2 separate regions of the Homo sapiens genome follow, and region 1 is linked to region 2. Evidence: chromatin loops called from intact Hi-C (ENCODE). Cell type or tissue: CD4-positive, alpha-beta T cell. All regions are shown on one strand. Links, peaks and the distances in the headings refer to the core of each region. The heading gives the core; the rest is flanking DNA.

Region 1 (2,916 bases), core at 325-2,824, 580 kb after region 2:
TATTGAAGGGATTAACTTGCTTTTCTCCCAGCCCCTAACTCTGGGGTTAAGACAGCAGTAGATCAACTGTATAATGTGTGCACTGTTCGCTCATTTGTACAAGCAGAACAAAGGTTGGACTAAGCCAAATTGCATTGCACTTGTGAACCGAGTCCCGATGTGAAGTATCTTTTACAGCGGGGGGAATGAGAACAATTTCGTGTATGTCTAAAAGGGAATAACAAAGCCACTTTCTCGAGCATCTCAAAGTGAAGTAGCGAGGCGTGACATTCCCAGGGTGAGAAGGGACAAAAGCAGGGTCAGGGAGATGAAAAAGAGAATCAAACAGCCACTTTCACATGTCTGCCCTCAACTGCTGCACCTCTCCATAATAGGAAACAAATGTTGTAAAAGGGGGGATTGCTCCCATTCATTCAAAATAGCAAATGATAGCTAAACAACATTGTCAAAACTGAATCAACTTCTGTGCAGTACCACCCAGAAAAAGGTATTGTGTTTTGTTTAATAGCGGGGTGGAGCAAAGGGTTTTTTTTTTTAAAGTGGGGAGGGAGGGAGAGAAAAATCATCCTATACTGTTCATATTAATTTTCTTTGTCAAAAATTATTGGTTTGCTGAGTTTTTTAAAAAATCAGTATTTCTGGCTGGGCACCCACTCTTAAATGTTATTTTTGGGGGAGGAATTTTGGAAAAGCTGCAACAGGAAAGTGATTTTTAGCTTTATAAAGTGTTTTAAAGCTTCCAATAAGTGGGAAAAACGGGTTTAAGCTCCTTCAAATGTAGGATCTGGGAAAAATAAGTTACTGATTGAATAGATTCAGGTAAATCCCGGACAGTAGGCTAAAATGTGCTTTGCTAATAAATTGGAATAAAATCGATGGGGGGGGGCAACTGCAGATATGTGAAATGAAGAATATTTTGCATCTATAATATATATTTTTTTGGTGGATCCCTCTGCTTTAATTTGTTTTGAAACCGGATAACCTATAGATCTTCAGCCTTAAAACCCTGCGCTTCTGCTTTGTTTGTTCAGGCTGACCAGGGAGGAGAGCTTAACCAGGGTGAACGTGTGTAGTATGTGTTTTCTTAATGGCAGAAGCAGGTTTCGCTGAAGACCACAACAGCTTTCAAATGTAATAACTCGCTGTGTTCCTAGGCAGGTTAAAAACTATTTGTAGATCTCTCTCTGTCTCTCCCTCTCCCTCTCTCCCTTTCTCCTTCTCTCCCCCTCTCTCTCTGCTTTTTGTTTTCTTGTCTCCATGCGTCCCCCGCTGAGTTGCCACCCACAAAGCGGGTTTGAAAAAGAAAGAGAGAAAAGAAAGAAAGCGGCTGATCCGTGCTGGCCTCCCCCAGCTAAGAATGGCTAGGGGGCGGGGCTTGGCGGGGCCTGCAGCGCAGCCAGGCGCTCGCCGCCCCTCCGCGGCAGAGTCCTTCCGCTCATTTCGTGCTCACCTGGGACTAGCGCGCCGCTTCGTGGGTCCTAGCGCGCGGTGCCAACCCCAGCGCGGTGCAAACCCCCCCGCGGTGCACTCTGGCCCTCCTCGCGGCCGGCCTCTGCTTTGGGCGCTCTAGCAGCGCGGGGGCTGTTGGCTGACTCTTGGTGGGTTGCAGTTAACTGACACAGCTTGTCAGCAGGGGAAAACCAGGTTGCCCCAAGGACTTACCGACGCCCCAGAAATAGACTCCTGCCCCCTGCGTTCCTTTCCCCCATTTTCTCCCTCCCTCTCCCCACCCCTTCTCATTCCCGCTAACCTTTTCCCCTCTACCCTCCTTCTCTCGCCTTTTTTCTCAGCCTACAGTTTCAATTCCAGCACAGGTATGAACACCAGATTTTAGGTCAGCAAACTGACTCGAGGCATTCCCAGTAGCGCAAACTTTCCGGGATTGGCAGGGCATTTTCTTCTGTGCTCAGCTGGCCTAACCAAAATAAAGGAGCTAAAGAAGGGAGGGAGGAAGAGAAGAGAGAAGCAGAAAACAGCCCCAGCATCCCCCCCTGCAGCGCATCCTGGCACACCTCCGCGGCGTAGCGGTAGGCTACATCAGGTGGTTGGCGAGTGGGGTAAATCATTAACCCGATCTTCAGAGGATCGGCGAGGTTTTTCGAAAACTTTGCCACTTAGAGTTGCGGCTGACGTCGTTCACTGGCCCGACGCAAGAGACCTTAGTTGGCACCCGCCCCCGCATTTAGTTTTACTTAATATTTTTACTGGGAAAGAATCTTGTAAATATATTTATATACAATATTTATGTACTTAAAATAACCATTAAGTCTGCACTGCCACTTTTCTCTTAAAGTGTCACCTCATCTCCATCTTTTGGATAAATCTAGAACCACGAAGGATTTAATAATTCCAAGAAGGCTGATCCAGCAAGTGATTTTCTTTGGAGCGGATAACCATTTGTTCATAGCCATAGCGATTTGATTGGTGGAGCCGGTGGCCTCCCTTAGCCAAGGTAGGCTGTCTTTTCTTCCCTCGCCGGCAGTAAAGGAAACCTTCTCGTCACTTACTTCACCCCTGAAAGCAGTTTGGGTTCACAGTCTTTAAGGAACACTCCGGAATACCAGGAGTTTGGGGAGGATATTGATCTTTCCGTTCCGCCCATCCATCCTCTTTTTACCGATTTTTTTTTAATTGCAAAGAAAAAAAAAAGCTACACACAAACGAGATAAAGTAGATGAACCATAGTGAGACAGTTGCTTCTTTTTCTTCAAGTCTTTTATCGCTTCCCAAAAGGACAGAGGGAACTGTGGGCCTCGTAGGTTTCCCAGATTTTCCATAGTTGTTAGGAACTTAGGTTTTCCTTCGCGTCCGCTTCCCCGCGACCTGTTGATGACTCCGAGTGGCGGAGCACGAAGCTGTGCGTTGAAGTTGGTTATGTAAACTGCTTGTGTATTTCACATTATCATCGCGCTGTCT
Region 2 (2,916 bases), core at 167-2,666:
TAATTGCTATAGGTCCTTCTATCAGCTAATCAGTTCCTTTTGGAAGTGAAAATTTAAGACAGAAAGAGGTAATTACTTTATGCTATTTAAATAAATTTAAGAACAAGCAAGTTTTCATTAATATTAATAATAAATATGCCCAGATTTAGTTCTAGTAAATTACAGTCATACCTTATTTATCAAATTGTAGCCTAAAGCTTTTTCCGTTTTTGATGGTTGATTTAAAACCAAGGGGCGGGGGCAGTTGTTTAAAAATGGAAACCATGGAGTAGCCTTAACCATTGCGTACCACAGTAATTTTATTCTTTACCAAATATTCCAAGCCAGGAACCCAAAGAAATTGAGTCTCTCCCAATGTATCGTCTGCAGTTTATTAGCAAGCAGAAACAATGTATCTCTTGTGATGCCATCTTATTTTATAAAAAAGAAAAACAGAACTAAGCTCCAGCATGAAAAAATATCATTTAACTTCCTAATTTGAGACCTGGCATCTTTAAAAACTTGGATTTCATTGAAACATTTATTCAAAAAGACAGCAGTTCATTATAAACCAGCATGGTGTGATGTAAGCACCTTAAGTTTATTTCCTTGTGTGGAATTTCCCAGTGGGGTTTGATAATATTCAGCAGTTTCAGAAGCGATAAAGGAGTTTGAAAAGAAAATCTGATGGGAGCTGGTAAATGAAATTAGAGCCATATCTTTTTCAACAGAGATCTTTAAAGATTTGCATACCGCCTATTTTGTATATATCTAAGAAATTGTACCTCCATTGCATTCACAGCCACGTTTGCCCTAGACACAAGATTATGAAAAATCCTCCTCCTCTTAAGTTGCATCCGTAACATCAAGCAACTTTTGAAAATGATATTGTTTAACAAAACAATTGGTTTGATAGAAATCCATTTCAAAAGCAATGTTTCTACCACAAGCAAAATCTCGTAAAACAGAAGCATTTTGTTTCCACTATTGCAGAGAAACAAAGTTGTTTAAGATGAGTTAAGATGTCTCAGGGTTTTGGCAGTCTTTCTAAGCCCCCTGCTGCTGTTACGTTCAGAATCCCTTTTGAAGTGGCCTGGAAGTTTCTATGCAATTTCAGTGGCTGCTTAGGGGAAATATTGGCTAAACTGCTCATTTCGACTGTTAAGATGGATCGAGTGTTTTCAGAATGTTTTCGTTTGCTAGAAATATGTTTTGCACTGGGGCTTCTCTTGTTGAAGAAGGTTGGTTACCAGCCATCTGAAGATGCCTCAGGGTGTTTACAGAAAATGTGGGTGCTGTAGTTATATTTGAGCACAGCCCTCCCCCAACAAAGATAGTGTGGTAATCAGCAGGAATGTGAAAACATGTATTTAAGGATTGATGCTTGTAAAAGAGGCGCTGTAAAGAAACATGGTTGTTCAGATGTAAGAAATGACTGACAGCTCTCTTTGTAGGCATGCTAGTAACAATAAAGTCTAGAAGTTCAACATCAAAGCGATCACAGCTTACTCCACCAGTGACTTGCACATCAAAGAGGGAGCACAAGACAAAGGAAGTGCACTGAGGTATGTTTCTGCCTCATAGCCAGATCCTCAGGGGGAGCTCCCAGAGCTCCTTTCATGAATGCATAGTGATTTTTGCAGATCAGCGTCTTCATTTCATAAATGACCAGGAATATAAAAGCAGGGCAAATGAACGCCATAATTGCTGGCATCACTTTAAGTTTGGTTCGGAAAGATTCATCACAGGAGCGATTGGTCTCTCTGGTTTCCTTGAGTAGTGAATTCTATACCAGTGTGGGCAACTCTAACTTCACCTAATGTAGTACAGGGAATTATTCACAAAATAAGAGAAAACAAAGTGGATACATTTCAAATTGGTGGATTGGAATTATGCTTGAGAACATAAAACTGGACCTAAGTTAGTGCAGTATGCCTCTTTTTTCTTTCCTGTTGATTGCTTAATTTTTTGAGATTAACCTTGTGGGTGGATGTCTGCTGAATCAGGTGTGCATTACTTAACAGGTGTGTGACATAATGAAATTTAGACCTGTTAAACCAGCTCTTAATTAATCACCAGATCTATGCTTCAGTTCTCTAACTCAAATCATGTGTACTCCAAAATGCCAAAAGTAGAACAGGAAGAAGAGTCTGGGTTTGACTTTCTTCCCTCTCTCTTGATATTACATTGAAAATAAAATTAACCATGCAAGTATTATGAGTGGTTTTAAATAATGTGCTTTTTTTTTTGCTTGCCTTTGAAATTTAAAGTTCTTTTATAGTTCATCTTCAGTAATTTACTCATTTTTAAGTGCTATTGAAAAATAGTAGTGCTCTGTGTAGTCATTAATAAATACAAAGCAGCTTTCTCAAGGCTCTAGGGAGACCTAATAAACACAACTGTGTTACTAATTGATGCTATACTGAGCTGACAAAAGTAGTGCATCGGTAAACAGAAGTTAGAAAGCAAGAAGTTAAAGAACTATAGGGGATTATGTAGACATCAAGGGTTGAAAATTATAATAAGGCCTCTTTAGGGGAGCATTAATTTGCATGGGGCTGAATTAGGACAACCAATTATTTCTGAGGACACTACTAAGAGCTCATCCAAAATACCCCCAAAGTGAAAGGTTTGGGAAAGAGTTGGGACTTAGGTGAGATGGAGGGGGCACTGAGCATGTCATATTTCCTATAACTCATGGTAGTTCAATAGTTTTCTCAATAGCATGTTAGAATAGCTAGTTTTCTTTGTTAGGAGAAAATGCTGATGAAATCAACAGTACTGTAATTTCTTTGTTCTATACACACAGTTTATGTTGAACTACCACAATGGAATTTTTTTTTTTAAGCAGGAAGGGCAGGAGAGTGGAGACAGAAATAAACCTTTTAAATCTTCTTTACGTGAACCCCACAAGGACATAAGCATTTAGCAGATTAG

The links. Hi-C counts contacts between places; a loop is a spot of excess contacts. Peaks named below come from ENCODE experiments on the same cell type or tissue, not always from the same donor. Only the 100,000 strongest peaks of a DNase experiment are listed, where the experiment ranks them.
Region 1: a loop joins it to region 2, with 4 times the contacts of the local background. A loop is called at or near these places in 2 of 110 quality-filtered maps.

What each region holds. Positions count from the first base shown.
Region 1 is chr15:59,995,788-59,998,703 of GRCh38, reverse strand. No RefSeq gene overlaps it. Among named protein-coding and RNA genes, the nearest start is that of FOXB1, 7.1 kb to the left of the region's middle. RefSeq lists an enhancer at 2,656-2,916. In CD4-positive, alpha-beta T cell, for the core only: no CTCF peak of the experiment used is centred there; a DNase peak (open chromatin) is centred at 1,413; H3K27me3 peaks cover 2,500 bases.
Region 2 is chr15:60,579,372-60,582,287 of GRCh38, reverse strand. All of the region lies in intron 2 of RORA (RAR related orphan receptor A), which reads left to right. The region is part of intron 3 of RORA-AS1 (RORA antisense RNA 1); the gene reads right to left. Among named protein-coding and RNA genes, the nearest start is that of RORA-AS2, 100 kb to the left of the region's middle. RefSeq lists an enhancer at 908-1,734. In CD4-positive, alpha-beta T cell, for the core only: no CTCF peak of the experiment used is centred there; DNase peaks (open chromatin) are centred at 597, 1,507 and 1,997; H3K4me3 peaks cover 1,028 bases; H3K27ac peaks cover 2,455 bases.